Regions from separate parts of the Homo sapiens genome. Here region 2 is linked to region 1. A link is a loop called in an ENCODE intact Hi-C map of the cell type or tissue named here. Cell type or tissue: psoas muscle. All regions are shown on one strand. Each heading gives the region's core, and the rest is flanking DNA. Links, peaks and the distances in the headings are about the cores only.

Region 1 (8,954 bases), core at 4,451-6,950:
GGGCAACAAGCAAGATCACATCTGTTCAAAAAATCCAAAAAGTATCTAGGTGTGTTGGCGCATACCTGTAGTCCCAGCTACTTCAGAGGCTGAGGTGGGAGGATTGCTTGAGCCCAGAAGTCGAGGCTGCAGTGAACTGTGATGGCACCACTGCACTGCAGCCTGGGCAACACGGTGAGATCCTGTCTCACAAACAAGAAGAAGAAAAAGAGAACGAGGAGGAGGAAGAAGACCTGCTGCTTGGAGGAGTCTGAAAATAGCCATGGGAATAGTAACAAGAGGTTTAATGCTCATCTGAACCAACCACTTGGCACATGGTTGCTGTCCACTGGCACAGATTGCTTATGGGAAGCTGGTTTCAACATTTACTGGCTGCACAAGCCTAGGCAATTTATTTCAACTCTCTAACCTTTGCTTCCTTATCTGTAAATTGTGGGGCTAAGAGTATAACACAAATAAGGTCGGATCGCTTTGGGTTCAAGCTCAGTTCCACGTTGCATTCAGAAGGCACATCATTCCAGCTCAAAAAATATTTGGAAAAGAAATGTAAATATATACAAAAAAAAAAAAAAACCTCTCCCAAGGAGATGGCAAAGGGGAGCTACAGAGCAGAACACAAAATTCCCTGAACATTCTCCTTGCCCAGCCCATTCCAGAGCTTGGTTGTCAAGGCAGCCTCTCCCCCAAATCTTCCTCCTCTCTTTTCTGCATCTCTGTGCTGGGCTGGCTCCCTCCTCTCCCTCCACTTCTCTCTTGACTCCTTCCTGGCCTTCTGGACCAGGTGCTTGCTTCTGGGACAAGCTCCAGGCCCTTTAAAAAAAATGTGCATCAATTTAGACTTTAGTCCCCTTTCAAGTCTCCTCTCCACTAAGGGCAACAAGAAAGGGCGAGGGTCGGCAGGCCAACTTGGAATCCACCCGGAAGAGGCACAAGGGGGAGGCGGCTGCTGAAAAAGGCGCTCATTATGAACACATTCTGTCACTAGTGACAGAAGTCAGATGAAGTTATGTTATGAAGTTAGATGAGATACTGCGTGCATCGAGACCTTAATAGGAGCTAACACATGAAGTCCCCAAATTGTTACTCATTATTCCTATTAGAATCATCATCATTAGTACTACTAGTAGTATTTAAATATTATTTATTTATTTTATAGTATAATTTATTATAATTCCAAGAGCATCAGCCAAAAGTTAAACAGGAGGCTGCAGTCTGCCTTCATGGTACCCAGTGCTTGATTTAACCACCACAGCCACATCATCACCAGTGCAGCAGGACACGCAGAGGGTGGTGTTTCTTAAACTTTAATGTTCAGATGAATCACCTGGAGATCTTGTTAAAACCCAGATTCTGATCTTGTAGGGCCTGGACTGGGCTGGGGCCTGGATTCTGCTTTTCTACAAAGCTTCCAAGAAATGCCAGTGTTGCTGGTCCAGGACCATCACTTTGAATAATGAAAGCCTAATGTTCCACCAAATCCCTTCAGCTATGAAGCTCTAGGTGTACCCCTGAGGTCCCAGAGAGGACAAACCCTATGTGGACTGTGATGGGAGGGAGGAGGGGGACAAGGGCCTGGCCTGTGGGGGCTTCAGGTCTCCAGGTGGTTGACTGACCTCCACCATGGATACAGATGCAGCCCTCCCCGTGCCTCCTGTCTGTCAGCCATGGCAGGTGCCCGTCTCATCTCTCACCTGATAACCCAGGAGAGGAGAGTGAAATTCGAGATAGCCCAACACTCACACTCACACAAATACATGTACCACACACACAACACACCACACACACAAAAGATACACACAACACACACACAGCACAGACAACACACATAACACACATACAACTTTCTCTGAGGCTCCCAGGCTCCCACTGAATGGGAGAGGAGGTGACTGCTCGGGAGGTGGGGACATTTCTACCAAGAGTCCTGCTGTTTTCTCAAATCTATCTTCACCTCTCCACCTTTGCTCTGCCTGATAGCCAGAGAGGCCACTCTTTTTTTTGTTTGTTTTTGAGACAGGGTCTCACTTTGTCACCCAGGCTAGAATGCAGTGGCTCGTTCATGGCTCACTGCAGCCTCGACCTCCCAGGCTCAAGTGATCCTCCCACTTCAGCCGCCTGAGTAGCTGAGACTACAAGCACATGCCTGGCTAATTAAAATTTTTTATTTTTTGGTAGAAGCAGGGTCTCCCTATGTTGCCCAGGCTGGTGTCGAACTCCTGGGTTCAAGTAAACCTCCCATCTTGGTCTCCCAAAGTGCTGGGATTACAGATGTGAGGCATCATGCCTGGCCTAGGCCTCCTAATCTGAAGCCTGCTTCCCTCCTTCGTCCCTCTGTGAGCCATCCCCAACACAGCTGCCACCTCATGGAACAAAACATGTCACCTCCTTCTTAAAACCTTCAGTGGAGGAACATATTTACATAAAAAAACTCACTGACTCCCTTTTCCCTCAATTTAAATTGTTTACCTTCTCTACAGAAAAGAGTAAACATGGTAGGCCTCACTGCCTGTTCTTAGGAAGCCCTGCTTCATAAGAAGCACGTTGGTTCTTGCCTGGAGTTTGGAACAGTTCTCACCAGGAACCGACAAGAGTGGCTCGCTGTGCCTAAATTGTTTGTCTAAACAATATGGTTTATGCTGAACACCTGCCTTCCTTCTGAAAGTCTGGAATTTGGGTACATGCCAGGCAGAAGGTACCTATTTGACCACCCCTGAATTAGTCAGGGTTCTCCACACCAGAGAGAGAGAGAAAGAGAGAGAGAGAGAGGTTTTTAAAAAAAAATTTTTTTTTTGAGACAGAGTTTTGCTCTGTCACCAGGCTGGAGTACAGTGGCACAGTCTTGGCTCACTGCAACCTCCGACTCCCTGGTTCAAGCGATTCTCCTGCCTCAGCCCCCCTAGTAGCTGGGATTACAGGCACGCACCACAATGTCCAGCTAATTTTTGTATTTTTAGTAGAGACAGTGTTTCACCATGTTGGCCAGGATGGTCTCGATCTCCTCACCTTGTGATCCACCCGCCTCGACCTCCCAAGGTGCTGGGATTACAGGCGTGAGCCACCGTGACTGGCCGAGAGAGGTTTATTTTAAGGAATTGGTTCATGATTGTGGGAGCTGGCAAGTTCAGAACCCGTAGGGCAGATTGGCAAGCTGGAAATTCCGAGCTGTTGTTGCAGCCTTGAGCCCAAATTCTGCAGCTGGAAGCTCAGGCAGGGTGTCTATGTAGCAGTTTTGGGAAGAATACCCCCTTCTTATTAGGGAAACCTGAGTCTTTACTCTCAAGACCTTCAACTAATTAGAAGAAGCCCACCCTCATTATAGAGCATAATCTTCTTTACTCAAAGTATTTGAGTAATTTAAATGTTAATCAAATCTAAAAAACACTTTCATAGCAATATCTAGTCTGGTGTTTGATTAAATAACTGGGTACCATAGCCTAACAAAGTTGACATAAAAATTAACCAGCAGTGCCGGGCACAGTGGCTCACACCTGTAGTCCCATCACTTTGGGAGGCTGAGGTGGGTGGATCACCTGAGGTCAGGAGTTCGAGACCAGCCTGGCCAACATGGTGAAACCCCGTCTCTACTGAAAATACAAAAAATTAGCCGGCTGTGATGGCGGGTGCCTGTAATCCCAGCTACTTGGGAGGCAGAGGCAGGAGAATTGCTTGAACCTGGGAGGCAGAGGTTGCAGTGTCCCGAGATCGCGCCATTGCACTTCAGCCTAGGGAACACAGCGAGACACTGTCTCAAAAAAAAAAAAAAAAAAAAAAAATTAATCAGCACAGCCACCCAAGAAAAATCCTAGGCATCGATTCCTGTTGGTTGGCAATGTTCTACATGGGTTGTCACAACTCATTGCTGGGGTAATTAGCATGTCCTGTGTGATGCCACTGGGAAAGAACTCAGGATTCTCGAGAAGAACAATTTCGCTTGCACTTGACTTTCCCCAGACTTCATCTGTGTGCCTTTCCCTTTGCTGCTTTTGCTTTGATCCTTTTGTTGTAATAAATCATAGCTGTGAGTACACCTACATGCTGAGTTCTATGCATCCTTTTAGCAAATCTGCAAAATGAGGGGTGGTCTTGCAGACTCCAGATTTACCTTCAGGTGAGCCTCCCCATTTCCAGTAACTGCCACCTTATACCCCACATTCCCACCGTACTGAGCTGCCTAGTACCTGGATACGCATACCTCCATATCTAGAATGCCCTCTCTTCTCTTGGATGGCTAACTTCCATGCAGCCGTCAGGAACTCAGCTTGCTTTGGTTATCCATTGCTGTGGAACAAGCGATCCCAAAACATAGTGGTTAAGACAGCAACAGTTCATTATTTCTTATGATTCTGTAGGTTGATTCAGGCAGTTCTTCTTCCCATGGGGTTGGCTGCGGTTTTAGGGTGGAGGGTTCAAATGGCCCCAGAGTTGGTGGTAGTTGGTGCTGGCCACCTGCTGATAGCTTAGCTGAGGCTATGAGTCAGGGGCCCAATTCTCCTCAATATGGGTTTCTTCACATGGCTAATTGAGTCTCCTGAAACCATGGTGGGTATTCTCCAGGAAGAAGCATTTCAAAAGAGCAAGCCCCAATGTGCAAGTACTTATCAAGCTTCAGCTTGCATATCCATGCAATGAATGCTGATGTTCCATTGGCTAAGCTAGTTACATGGCCAAGCTGAAGATCATCACGGGAAAGAACTATGCCAGGAGATGAACACTGGGGGGTGCAGCTCATAGAGGGCCACGAATGTGCAATGTACCACATAGTACAAGCCTTCACTGACCTCCTTAAGCCCCTTCCCAGTGCGTACTCATTACAATACTTGCCACACTCAGTTGAAATAGTTTAATTGTTGAGTATTGTGCTTCTATTTATGGACTGGAGCTCCATATTTATGGACTGGAGCTCTTCTGAGAGCAGGGTCTGTACCTAATTTATTCCAGTATCCCATTCCTGACCCAGACTGTGTTTGCAGAATGAGTGCTTGAATCAGAGCAGCAACTATCATCACCCACCTCGTATTTGCCAGGTTCAAGCCCTGTCTCTACCTTATTTAGGCTTAGGACATTCAATAGCTGTGAGATGCCAACTATACACAGTCCCTAAGCTCCTTAAAGCATGGCAGCCTGTCCCATGCTTTACAGAAGCATAGCCTGTCCCTGCTATAGAGAAGGCACCTACCAGGCATTAGTGGAATGAATAAATGAATGAGCGAACTTTCTAGGCATGTCGTTGAGATTTCCAAGCTATAAGACCATTCGATCCAGCAATCTCGCCACTGGGTATCTACCCAAAGGCAAGTTACCTGCACTCTTAAGTTTATCACAGCATTGTTCACAATAGCAAAGATGTGGAATCAACCTAAGTGTCATCAGTGGATGGTGGGATAAAGAAAAGGTGGTGTACATACACAATGGAATACAACTCACCCATTAAAATGAAAAAAAAAATAAAACATGTATTTTGAAGCAACATACATAGAACTAGAGGCCATTATTTTAAGTGAAACAACTCAAAAAGCCAAGTACTGCATGTTGCCACTTATAAATGGGAGGTAAATAATGTGTACATATAGACATAGACTGTGGAATAATAGACATTGGAGACTTGGAAGGGTGGGAGCGGGTGAGGGATAAAAAATTGCTTGATGGGCACAATGTACATTATTCAGGTGATGGTTACACCAAAAGCCCAGACCTCCCCACTACACACACAATATATCCATGTAACAAAACTGCATCTGTACCCCTTAAAGTTATACAAATTTTAAAAATGCATCAACTGCTTTCTTAAACATACACTGTGATGAAGCTGAGCAGAAATCACATGACCCCACAGTCCACAAATAAAGCAGGTCTATCAAAGAGCTGTCAACGAAAGAGATTTTCTGTCCTCTCCTTTCCAGTTGAGGACCCTGAGGAAGGAGAGTTGCCCTTGCTGTGCCACGTTGTGCTGAGCAGCCCGGCTGGAGCAGAAGCACAGGGTCCTCCCACCAATGCGTCCTCTGCTCCCCTATTTCCTGGTCTTGGGCAGTGGCTCCTAATATAGGTTCTGTCTCATGCTATAAACAGCTACAGACACATCTTCAGTAGTAACGCACTGGAGTGTGGAAATCAATTGTGAATTAAACTCCTCCCTATTGCAATATTCTGACATCATAAGAGAACACAAGTGAATCATCCCTGTGTAAATATACTTTGATTAGATCATTTGCTTTCAAGGCTAAAAAAAGGGAGGAGAAAAAACTGGATGTTCTGTTCCCCTCTGGATAGGCATTGGGGGTAAGATTTTCCGCCCCTCTGTGTGGTAACCCCCCTCAGCTGGAATAACAACTTCTTACTTAAGACCACATTCCTCTAGGTTCCATTCTTTGAAATATTTCATTCTTTGGACCTCAGTTTAAGCAACTAAAATAAAAGATGGTCTTGAATAATAAAACTAAACAAAAGAATGTGTTTGCTTTATTAAAGGGATTTTTTTCACTTTATGAAAGGACTGACAGTATTATTTTCAGCAGGTGAGATCCCCCTTGATCTGTTCAAAATGAAAATGAAATTCATCTAGTTCAGGAGCTATGGACTGGTTCTGTTGGCCAAATCTAGCCTGCGCTGCCCATGCATTTTCTCTCTTTTTCTTTCTCTCTCTCTTTCTTCTTATATCTTGTTTAAAGAAATAGAGACAGGGTCTGGCTATGTTGCCCAGAATCGATCCCGAACTCTTGGGCTCAAGTGATCCTCTCACCTCGGTCTCTCAAAGTGCTGGGATTACAGTAATGAGTCACAGTGCCTGGCCGCCTGTGTATTGTTTGAACAACACAGTAGTTGATTTTTAAATTCTGAGCTTCTATAGCTGCATTATGACATGTTCTCCAGTTCTTCACAAATGCTGCCACTACTTGATGTCTCACACACAGTTGTTACCTGCAGGACCCCTGAGTTTTACCTCTCATTTTACAAATGGGGAAACTGAGACCTAGAAAGGACGGTTTGCTCAAGGTCGTGAAGCTAGGACATGCCAGGGCTAAAAAGCAAGTCTCCAGCTCCCTGGCACAAGACTCCCTCCCTTCTGCTCACTGCATCTCCACACCACTTTCTTGTAGCTTTCGTTAAATTAATAAAAGTGCAATTTCAGCATACGCCACTAAACTGGCAAGCATTTGCAGGGGTGGATTTTGTAGCGACAGCACTTACCCAATGGGAAGTTGTTGCAACCTTCCTCTTTCCTTTCTGTCCTCCCAATTCTCAGGGTTGGAGGAACCTCACACTTTGCTGTCATCAGGCAAACCTCATGCATGGGCAAGGAGCATCATTTTTCTACTTCTACCCATCACAGCTTCTCCTTTCTATCAAACCACACAAGCAGAATCTTTCTCCATATAAAATCCACACAGTAAATGTTTCAGATGGTACAAATGGGCTTGTCTTTCATTTTGAATTTTTTTTTTTTTTTTTTGAGACAAGACCTCACTCTGTAGCTCAGGCTGGAGTGTGGTGGCGTGATCATGACTCGTTGCAGCCTCAACCTCCTGGGCTCAAGTGATCCTCCCACCTTAGCCTCTCAAGTAGCTGGGACCACAGGTGCATGCCACCATGCCCAGCTAATTTATTTATTTATTTATTTATTTATTTATTTATACAGATGAAGTCTGCCTATGTTGCCCAGGCTGGTCTCAAACTCCTGGGCTCAAGCAGTCCTCCCACCTTTGCCTCCCAAAGCGCTGGAATTACAGGCATGAGCCACTGCACCCAGCAAAGCTTTTCTTTCTGGAAAAATCCTACTTGTTATTCAAGGCACTGTTCAAATGTTGCGTCCAGTGGGAAGCCAACTCCACTATTCATTTACATATTTTTAACATCATGTAGCATAGCGTGGGGTGTGCGGTGTGTGGGCCTACTTGCCTCCTCACCTTTCCCTCCTTCAGCTCCCCTTGTCTACTCTGTCCCCTCCATCTTTGTTTACTGACTTGAATTGAGAGGATTGAGGCTCATAGAAGACTTCCTGAAAACAATCCACACCCACCACTTTTCTACCAAAATTGAACAAGGACTAGATTTTGATTCTCTTTTTTGGAAAGGAAAATAGGTCACCATGCAAAAAGGCCCAAGCAGCTTCTCCTGTTCAAGAAAATGCTGTCTGGTGTTGGGGATGAGTTGGAGAGCTTTGGGGAGGGAGTTGCTATAGGGGAGGAGCTGAAAAGGACAGAGGTGGCAGGTATAGAAAGCAATCAGTCAATGCAAGAGGGCAGTCTCCAAATTGCTCCAAACCTCAGTGTTCATCTGTATCTGAACCTCTCTGAAACCCAGTGATGAGCTTAGGACAAATGAAAAGAAGTCTTACCAGCAGAAAGATGAACGAATTTTAGGGGACTCATGTCAGCACTGACTCTCCCTTGGGAGGATGGTGGCTGAAGGAGGAGCCAGGGAGCCATCTGAACTTGTAGACATTTTAGCCCAGTGCTGTCCAATAGAAATACAATGTGACTCAAATGCGTAATTTTAAGTTTTCTAGTTGACACATTAAAAAGCTAAAAAGATGGCTGAGTGTGGTGGCTCATACCTGTAATCCCAGTGCTGTGGGAGGCAGAGGTGGGCAGATCACCTAGGGTCAGGAGTTCGAGATCAGCCTGGCCACCACGGCAAAACCTTGTCTCTATTAAAAATACAAAAATTAGCCAGGCGTGGTGACACATGCCTGTAATCCCAGCTACTCGGGAGGCTGAGGCATGAGAATCACTTGAACCTGAGAGGCGGAAGCTGCAGTGAGTTGAGATTACACCATTGCTCTCCAGCCTGGGTGGCAGAATGAGACTCTGTCTCAAGAAAAAAAAATAAAATCTAAAAAGATGAAATTAATTTGAATAATATGTTCAACATATTAAATCTCATACATTTAAAAAAATCCACTATATCCAAAGTATTACCACCTCAACATGTTATTAATATAAACATAAAAATAAACTATT
Region 2 (10,500 bases), core at 4,791-7,290, 520 kb after region 1:
GAGGATGCAGAAGAAGGTGTCAATCTGCAAGCCAAGGACAGAGGAACCAGCTCTGCAAGACCTTGATCTTGGGCTTCCAGACTTCAAAACTGGAAGTTTCTGTTGTTTAAACCCCCCAGTCTGCAGTACTCTGTGATGGCAGCCAGTGCTGATTGAGCCCCTGTGCCACCCACTGCCCCACAGGGGTACCCTAGAACCCAAAGTGTTCCATCCCATAATATGCTTATGCTCCCTTCCTCCTGGGATGCTGTGCTCTGCCACCATATTTCTCTTTGCAAAAACCAAGCAAAACCAACATAAAATAAAATATAATTCCACCTGTCTTTTAAGGCCTCACTCAAATGCCTCGTCATCCAACGAGCTCTCCCTGGTCTGTTCAGCTGAAGGGAGTCCCTCTCTGTGCCTGCGGAAGGTCAGCTCACGCGTTTCCCACTGCCCTCTGTTATGTGGAATTGTGCACAGTGACTCCTGCCACCACACTGTTGGATTTCTTGAGGCAGAACTCATCTATGTCTCAGTTCCTGGCATGGTGCCTGCCACTGAAGAGGTGCTCAATAATTATGTTCTGGACGCCATTAAAACTATGCCTCTGCAGTGCCTCGTGCCTGCCTGGTATCTTCCAGCTTTTGTGATGCCAGGACCCAGAGTGCAGTCTCCACACTGGCTCAGGGAGCTGTGGAGGGGGGAGCTTCTGAGATGGGCCTTGAAGGGTACAGAAGAGGTGAAGTCACTTCTCGGTGACAGCGAGGAGCAGAGAGCTGCCTTATCTGAGTTTCCATGTAACTGCACGTATGTTTGACCTGAACACACAGGAACTCTGGGCCTTGCACATGGAGACAGGCAGTCCGCCAGCAATATGGGGCTCCTGGCTCTGTTCTCTAGGGAAGTTTCTTCCGGCAACCCCACTGGAGCTGGGAGGCGCAGGCGACCGAGCACCAGATCGAAGCTGGAACCTCCTTCTGGAGGCCTGGGCTGGGTCAGTGTGTGTGTTGTGCCGCCAGCACCTGAGTGGCACCCGTCCCCTCACATGGGGTTTGTCAAGCGTCTCTGCATCCCTGGCCTCGGGAAGAAGGGCCCCGGTGGGAGCGGGAGCGTTGACACCCTCCCCTCTGATCTGAACACAGGTTTCTAATTTCCCAGTAATTTGCCCTTTCTCCCTCTTCCCAGTTGGCTTCCCTGTCACTTCATTTCCTGCCGTATTCTCATCTTACAGCAAAGGTGAAGAGAGTTGACCTCTCCTTGCCCCAAAGCGGAATAAAATCCAGAACAGATTTTTGTGAATAAAAATAGGCTTGAATACCCACAGCCAGCCACCTTGGGCTCCGCTCAGCCCATCTGGCCTGTGGAGTTCTCTCCCCACCCGGCCAGCCCACAGGGCAGAGCTGCGGAGGGTGGGCCGGTGGCCAGCCAGAGCCAGAGCAGGCCCAGCCGGGGGCTGTTGGACAACTTTATCCTCTCACATGGGGGACGGCTGCCTTTTCCAGTGGACTAGGGAGGAAAGATTGAAATGTCAGCACCTGGTGGGAAAAAAACAATTTCTGTTTAGAACATTTGGGAAAATTCCAAGAGGGATGCAACTGATCCCCCTCCCCCTCCTAGTATTTTCAAAGGGATTGTGGCTTCAGAGCTAGACAGACCCCAGGTCCGGTTCTTGCTCTTTTGTGGTCAGCTGTATTATCTAAGGTAAGAAACTTCATCTCTATGAACCTTAGTTTCGTCATCTGCAAAATGGAGATAAGGATGTAGATTCTGCAGGTAGGCTGGGAGGATACATGAGCAAGACAATCACAGGTGTTCAGCGCAGGGTCTATCTATGTGTCCTTCCTCCCATTCAGGTTTCAGCTTAAACGCCAGAGGGGTGTGATGCCCCCTCTAAATGCAGTGGCCAGTTCTGGTCCATCAGAGCGCCCTCTATTCCCTTTCCATGGTGGGATGTTTTCTTATTTCTTGTTTATGTGTGCTGTCTGGCTATGCGTGCTGTCTGGCTCCCGGTCCTAGCAGGAAAGACTGCCAGAGCAGGAACACTGCATTGGGGCACCCTATGATGCTGGCAGAGAGAGGGCACTCAAGAAAGATTTATTTAAAAAGTGGGTGCAGAAATTACAGCTATTATTTTTATTGTGTCAGGGTAACTTTTTCAACATATGATTTGGTGTTTTTACCTTTCCCTGTATTTTCCCAGTTTCCCATCCTTTTTCAAGCAGTTAGAGGCCCTGGGCATCCTTATCTCAGGGGGTGTTTGTGGTTAGCTTAAAAACAAAAGTTGCTGCAAGATACACTTTCCTTCCTGGATTTTATTCCCAAAGAGTCTGAAACTATTGAAAAGATAGTGCTGGTTGTCTGGAAGGTTTGAGGAGAGAAAGAAAATGAGAGAGAAGGAGACAGATTTTGGAAGAAACATGAAGACAGAGGGACTTCCCATCTTCCTTCTCCTTTAATCCAAAAAAAGATTTCTGGCAGTGGGTGGGGCAGGAGGATGGTCCGAGGGTTCTGTGAGCAGCAGCGGATGCCCACATACCCATGAGACAGCATCCTGAGAAGGTAGCCAACATGCAGAGGAGGTGGGGACCGCGCACTGGGCTTCCCTAGGGGTGAGAGTGGCACCAGAACAGCAGAATGGCCTGGTGTGATGGGCATGTGGGCAGGGCCAGCTAGGGCTGCTGACCGACAGGCCTCCCTGGCACCCTGATGCTGCTTACAACCCTGGAGAAGGCACAGCTCTAGAATGACGGAAGCTCAATCAGGGCTCAGAGTCAGAACTGAGTTCCACTCTCTGCTCTGCTTTATTTATTCAGAGTCTTCGATGATGTGCCCTGGGCTGGTGTTTGGAGAAAGGCAAGTGTGGGTATGAGCAGCAGCATTGCAGGTTCCGGACACCCCGGAGGCACAGCACCCCTGTACCTACCATCACTCCTGGGCTCAGCTTGGCACTGCTCAGCCAGGACTTCACACCTGTGATGATCAGAGGGCACTATGTATCAGGTGTACATTCCCCATCCCCCTACAAAAAGGTAGTAATTCTTTGTTTTTCTACAGCACTACTAAATCTAGTAGAAGGACTCTTTTTACCACAGTTGATGTCTAATATCTGTTGCTTTTCGCGGCTCCCTGTCCCTCACTGTCATATGAGAACCTCAGGGCTTTGTGATTCAGGAGAAGTGTGGAAGAGGCCACAGCTGCAGATGTGAATGGTGCACAGCTGTGGTTTCTTGCCCAGGCCATGTGGTTCATTAGAAGGCAGCTGGCTCCACTGTCAGCCTTGTTCCTACTCTGCCGAGCTCTGCAAGGGGTACTTCCAGGGTAGGCTCAGCCCTGATGCTCCTAGCCACATCTCCGTGGCACCTCTGGCAGGTCCAACTGCTCTCCAACTCTGTGTGCAAATGGGATAGGGACCCCTTCCACCCTCCAGCCTCAGGATCCCACTCCCTGGAGGCAGACCTCTTCTCTTTGTCCCTTAAAGAACCAGCTTCCAATTCCTTCCCAGCTAGGACAGAACCAGACAATTCTTCCTATGGCCTTGGTTTTCCAAGAGAAGGTCACCTTTGTCTCACCTGGTGATGTCTCCCCTGAAGCACAGAAGAGAATCACGAGTACTTGTTTCAAAGAAAATGACCAAAATCTGTCTTAGCTTCCCATCGCTGCTATAACAAGTCACCACAATTTGCTGGCTTCAAAAAACACACATGGATCTTACAGTTCTGTAGAAGTTTGACATGGGCTTCACTGGGCTAAAAGTAAGGTGTTGGCAAGGCTGTATTCCTTTCTAGGACTGATGTAATTCAACTCTGTGTCCCCACCCAAATCTCACATTGAACTGTCTGTGTCACCACCCAAATCTCACATTGAACTGTCTGTGTCACCACCCAAATCTCACATTGAACTGTAATTCTCAATGTTGCAGAAGGGGCCTGGTGCGAGGTGATTGGGCCATGGGGGCAGACTTCCCCCTTGCTGTTCTTGTGATAGTGAGTGAGTTCTTACAAGATCTGGTTGTTTAAAAGTGTGTAGCCACCTTGCACCTCGATCTCTCTTGCTTCTTCTCTGGCTGTGTAAGATGTGCCTGTTTCCCCTTCACTTTACGCCATGATTGTAAGTTTCCTGAGGCCTCCCCAGCCATGCTTCCTGTGCAGCCTGAGGAACTGTGAATCAATTGAAGCTCTTTTCTTTATAAATCACCCAGTCTCAGGTAGTTCTTTACAGCAATGCGAGAACAAGCTAATACAGGGATGAATTCATTCCCTTCCCTTTTTCACCTTCAAGTGCCTGTATTCCTGGGGCCCCGGCCCCTTCCTTCTTTTTTGAAGCCAGTAGCTGAGCATCACTCCAAACCGCTCATAAGGAAATGGCATTCTACTTGAGTAGCAGACAGGTGAGCCAACAAATACAATCTCATGTGGTAAGCGAAGAACAGGTTCAGGGAAGAAGCATGGTCAAAAAAGGGCCCAGTACCCTGGGTGAGAGAGGGATGGGTTCTCAGAGGGCTGCTACTCAAGCCAAGGCTTATCTTACCTCCTCTACCCAACTGTGGAAAAACTTGAAGAAGTAATTGGGTATAACTCATCTTCTTATTTTCCTTGATGCTAAATTCACTGCTTTGCAACCTGTAGACACCCAATAAATATCACTTGCAATGAACCAGTTCTCTTCTGAGTCATTTTTGTCTTCTGGGCTACAGTTGCAGATGGGAGATGAGAGAACAGTGCCAAGCTAGAGGGCTGAGCTAGCATCCTCAGGACAGAGCCCTAGCTTTAGGGCTTGGCAGATTTTTATTGTCATGCATTTTCTTCCCTTAGCAGAGATGAATTCCAGAATTGAGGCAGGAAGCTCTCTGTTTAGTTGTGGGACCTCACCAGGAATTCACCCCAGACATCAGGGAATTAGATTTAAAATCTCGCCCTTGCATTTAAGCAGGGCTTTAGGATCACTTGGGGGTTGATAATTGATAGATGTCTCCTCGTTTGAGTTTCTTCATAAAATAACATGCAGGGAGCAAGGGAATGAAATTGAGCAAGTGAAATACTTGGCAGAGTCTCAGGAAAGACGTTAAGAATAGATCTATGAGCTGTGCCCCATGGCGGGGGGGTTGCTTCTGAGTCGGGAGGTGCATGGGTTGGCGGCAGGAGGAAGCGTCATGGAGCCTCTGTTTCTGAGCCCATGTGTTGAGATTCCAGCCTCTAGTCAGAAAATTCCCCTTGCAGCTTCTGCCTGGTCCAGCCCCTGAGCCATGAGCATCTTCTGGTCCTCTTGCCTCAGATTGTTCCCCATTCACTCTTCCCATCTTCTCCTTCACACAAACTTCAGGATCAGGACCCACAGAGGTCTTGGGACCTGTAGGCTGCGGGAGAAGGCTGTGGATGTTTAAAACCACATGTCACCACCTCCTGGCAGGGGCTGGCTAAGGACAGGACTAAACTCTCAGTGGTGAGTTAATGTTTGCTGAGGGAATGAATGAAGGAATGACATAGGCAAAATGAAGCTAAATTATCCGTTAAGGTTATCTATGGTACTTTCCCTGGGCCATGATTCTCCCTCTTAGATGGGAGGAGCTCAGCTCCCTAGACCCCTCCTAAGCTCTTGCAGGGCCTGTAGCATCCAGGGATAACAGAGCAGAGGACTGGGGCAGCCTACTTTCTTTGAAGGGCCACTCTCCATGCCACCCTTTGAATCAGCACTGGTGACCAATTAGTAGAGTGTGATATGAGTAGTGGATGAAGACCTGTCTAGCATTAAAAAAAAGAGACAGAATTGAGAAATAAGGGTATTGCTTTGTAAAAATGTGCTGCTGTTTTGCACATGATAGACAGTATACTAAAAGTGGCTTGCAACGTTAAATGTATTTCTTACCATGGGTCAAGGTCAAAAAAGTTAGAGCATCCAGCATCTCAGAATTGCTGAGGGCTCTCATGCTCCCTGGGAGGAGATGCTAAGGTCTGACCAGGCAACTTCAATTGTAAAATAAAGATGCCTAACCATCCACAATGACCTCTTCCTGAGACCTTGGGGGCAAGTGGAGGAGGACTGGCTGGGAGTAAGAGGCCAGGGCTCTGAGCCTCCATCTGTGTGTACTTACTGTGAGCCTTGGGCACATTGCTAATTCCTCTTCCACCTGTTTTCTCCTCCAATGTGGAGGTTACATTGTGTCTGTGTGCACTGCTGCCCTCTGGTGGTGAGCTCTATACTTCACTGCAGCCACGGCATCCAATTTGGGTTTGTTGACTGGCTTGTGGCTGTCCAGATTTTCCCCTCTTCTTGTTCTCAAAAGGTGAGCCTTACCCCCAGGTGGAGTAGCATCCCACATGTTAAAAAAAAACTCACATGTGTTGTGAGTTTTCTGCAAAGGCCTCTGCTGTTCAAATGCGTTGCCTGGAGATACTCTCATGCGAGAATGTAAATCAAAGGGCAAGCTAATAGGGAACTACTTTGTAGCCAAAGTTTGATGAGGTCCACCTGCTTCAGGGTACGTAGCTGTATGCCAGGTACTCTTGATGCATCTGCCGGCTCTGAACAGTGTTTTATGAAGCTGTTGAGAGAGTGGGACCAGATGTTTAGAAAGAAGAGCTTGTCTTGTCACTTCCCTCAGCTTCTTCCTTTTTTGATGGTATCAGCAACTCTTTGCATTTCCAATTAAGACTCTAGTTAAATTCCCTTCAGCATTTGACTCAACCTCTTGCAAGAGGCAAGATAAGTGATTTAAAAAAAAAAAAAAAACTCTTACTTAAAGAGCATGTTGCATTGTTCTGAGATTTATTTCTAGTAAATCAAAGGGGGACTGAATGTCCCTTAGCATTGTCCTGGGATTGATAAAGGTCAATTGTCTGCAGAAATATGGACCTGAAGTCTCTCCAAGGTTAGAGGTTTCATATTCATGGTCAATGCATCTTCAAATCTCCCATAGCAAATTATCTTGGACCATTGCATTTAATAGGTGCTTAATAATTGTGTGTTAAAAGGTTGAATGGATGAATGAATGAGTAGAGTCTCAGAAATGGCCCTTCAGATGAAGTTTCCGAGCTATGAAGTAACAGTGTACAGTGCACCATGCATGAAGCACATCGGGCAAGGGAACTCCACTGTTACATGGTAGGATTGGTTGGCCTGGAATCAAGTCAGGATATTTAATCAATGAGGTTGAAAGACCCAAGTAAACATTTAGCAAAACTGGAGTCAAAGCACATTTCAAAACAATCATTTAGACTGTTAAGCTGCTATCTTATAGAGTTGGGGGCCCAAAGTAGGGAGTGTTTTATTTTTAAACAACTTGCTTCCCTTCTGACTTCAAGAATCCCCATGATGGTTTGGTTTTGAGGACATTACCAGTCAACCGCAGCCAAGAAGTGATTAGCAAATGCCTGCTCCACAGACGTGGGTCTGACTTCTGGGCTAAGTTCAAAGCAGAGCTCTTAGTTTAATAATGATACAGGATTCACTTTCCTTGAAAACTTCCTATGCTGGAACCATTTTGAGAAAAACAGAAATAATCATGGAAATTTGGGGGCACAAATGAAGACAGGGAGGAAACATTACATGCATATCTGAGTACTTGTCTACAACCCTCACAATGCATCCTGGAGAAGATGTCCCTCCCTTATTCTCTTGATAGGAAATGGCCACTGTTTATAATGAGGCAGAACAAAGCAGGGGCTTACTTCCCCCCCGATGCCAATCAATATGCTGAGAGCTGGCTCCAGTGCTCCCAGAGCCATGGATCAGTGTTACTGCCTTGAAAATCGCTTATTGCTGTGTCATTTAAAGGAATCTGATGAAAGGTTTGAAAGAAATGCTATAATTCTACAAAATATCTTCAAGTGGCATTTCCCAAAACCATGGACAAGTACTGATAGTGTTTTGTGAAATGATTTTAGCCAAAACATAGATAAATATTTTTATTTTAATGCTTATGTATTTAACACATATTACAAATATATACAATTAGCATACCTTACCTGTGATTTCATGAATAATTTTTCTTAGGAAAAGACTAAATAATCTAAGTAAAAATAATACAAAACAAAATAGAAAAGACAAGAAAAGAAGGCATTTTAACTTAAAACCAATAATAGTAGATAGTAAAAACTGTGAAGCTCGTGCTTAAACAACGTGGTTCGGGGAACAGACTCAAAGTGTGTGTTAAGTTTTTGCACTACTATTAGGAGAAACACTGCAGTATAATTCTGCAGTGATTTTTGGAACAAATATTCAAAACTACCACCTAGGGAAAGCTCAGGCACTGTGGTTGTACAGGGAGGAAGCTTTGGGGCCATGGCCACTCTCTTCTTTTCACAGGGAACGTTTTGACAACGGAGTCTTTCTAGTGCCAAGTCTCTGTGCTCCACCAGTGAAGACCGTAGCAGGCAATGATGACTGTGCTTGGAGTCTCCACACTGGAAAGTGGGCTTTTTCCCTGACTTGAGCCCAGCAGCCATCAGAGGGAAGTGGACATCCCCAACGCCATCCCCTCTGCCCACCTGCCGGAGTGTGACTTCCCACCAGTGCCATCAAACCCCCACAGTGCTTCAGAGTGTAGGCCAAGCTAGCAGGTAAGTTTCCCATGAACTCAGGCTCCTCTACCATCTGGGTATGCAGGCTAGAGCATGAGCCCCCACTGCACCTCTTTCAGCATTAAGATATTTCTGAGGCTTTCCTGATAGAGAAGTGGCCTGGGAAGGCATTTAAGAAGACAGCTTAACTGTCCAGGTTCCTTTTCTGTTGACCCTCACCCTGAATCTTGAATCTTGACTAGGGAATTCACCCCTGGCCTTGTGCTGGACTCTTTAGGGACAGAGGTGGGACATGAGATGTTGGCGCTGGGGGAAGCAAGTCTCATCTCACCGAGTGCTCTCCTAGAGAAGGAGCTCAAACAGTGCCCAGAGCTGGTGCTGGGATGCCATTTGGTGGTCTGGAAGTTGCTGATTGCTTTCTCTGTCACAAAGCCTTTGATTTCCACCGGCTTATGTGTACACATGTGGGTATTCTTGGTGGCCTGGCCATTGAGCATAATTAAAAGAAATGATTGGCTTTCTCTTGATGCAAACATCTGGTTTTACTTGAAACAAGATGACTTAGCTGTTTCAGAAACATTCTTGTAACCCTGGATTCACATTTTCTTCTTAAAATATATATTTTCTCTGTTCGGGCAGTATGTTAATGTAAACACTCCTTGTAACTGACAACCGACAGTTTCAGAAGTACGTGGGGCTCCAAGCACCGGAGGAACCGCAAGAATGATTGCGTTTTTGATTTGATCACTGGAAATCTGTTTCAACAGTCACTCTGATTTAAACAATTACTCTGATTTATACTCCAAATGCTGTAATTTGCAGAAAATGTAACCATGTGAGGACATTTTTGTAGAGTATGTCTTGGCAACTTTGTGTTGTTGTGATGTCATTCACTTCAGTTTTAAGGAAGCACAGAGGAAAGAAAAGAAGGAAAACAGCGTCCTTTTTGATGTGCTTTCCTGACCGCCAGGGAAAATGTTCTCAAGTCTTCCTGGCTTACCATTCCTTACCGCTCCCAGCCCACAAGGCCAACACTGAAGGGCTATGAATGACATTGAGGAGAGAAGCGAGAGCCAAGATTTCCTGAAGGCCAAAGAATTAAGTCCAAGAGTGGGGGCAGCTGGTTTTGTTGTCCTGTCTGCTGTCTCTACAGTTAAGACAGGGTAGGTGGGATGCCAGCTCTTGCATCATTCATCAAAGCCCAGGTTTGCAGAGCTGGAAGTCTAGTGGAGAGTGTGAGGTTTAATACCTTCATTGCCTAGAAAGAAAGATCCAGGTAGGTTAAAGAACACTGCAAAGGTTCTAGAGCAAGTTAGTATTAGAGTCAAGGAAGCAACCAGGGCTCTGGTTTTTTGATTCTTTGCAAGATTGTACCTGTTGACATGTAACTGCAGGTTGGTCCCACATTATGAACAGAGAAGGTATCTCAGCAGAATAAGAACAAAAAGTCCTAAGTCAAAATAATTAGGTAGTACACATTTTATAGTTTGCAGCTTAAGGGAGCTAGCATTCCAAGTATTAGTTCCATTTATACCCTGCCCTCCTCCAGTGAATCCAGCCAGGCTAATGCTGCTGGGGAAAGAGCCATGAGGGCACAGAAGGCACTTCTGCCTCTTTGGGAGCAGAACGCCTCTGTGAATGGTCCCATAATTCTGAGTGGCAGCGGGGTGCTCAGCCCCTCTGATCACATCTTCCTAGACCATGTGTCTTCAACTTAGTCCCAGCCCCAGAGAACCAAAAAGAGGTTCTTCTATTTAAAGTTTATCTCCTTAACATCTGTGTGCTTCAGTTAGTTTTGCAGTATCTCCTTAAAATTGACTTATTTCTGCCCATTGCTGAGGAGCGGTGCGCTGTTTCAAGTCCCAGCTCCACCTGTGGTTTGTTGTGTGAACAAGAAGGCATCAGGTTTCTTTGCTGTGCTTCAGTGCGCCCGTCAGTTAAATGAGGGACAAGAGCAGAAAGTGCCAAAATCTCTTCCAGTTTCATCACTCTTGGAATCTGT

Evidence for each region. A loop is a pair of places that touch in the nucleus more often than their neighbours do. Peaks named below come from ENCODE experiments on the same cell type or tissue, not always from the same donor. Only the 100,000 strongest peaks of a DNase experiment are listed, where the experiment ranks them.
Region 2: a loop joins it to region 1, with 4 times the contacts of the local background. A loop is called at or near these places in 6 of 110 quality-filtered maps.

What each region holds. Positions count from the first base shown.
Region 1 is chr2:20,432,551-20,441,504 of GRCh38, forward strand. No RefSeq gene overlaps it. Among named protein-coding and RNA genes, the nearest start is that of RHOB, 10 kb to the right of the region's middle. In psoas muscle, for the core only: no CTCF peak of the experiment used is centred there; a DNase peak (open chromatin) is centred at 5,962; H3K27ac peaks cover 465 bases.
Region 2 is chr2:20,956,991-20,967,490 of GRCh38, forward strand. No RefSeq gene overlaps it. Among named protein-coding and RNA genes, the nearest start is that of APOB, 82 kb to the right of the region's middle. RefSeq lists an enhancer at 6,064-6,113. In psoas muscle, for the core only: a CTCF peak has its summit at 6,172 (motif pointing left); DNase peaks (open chromatin) are centred at 5,101 and 6,161.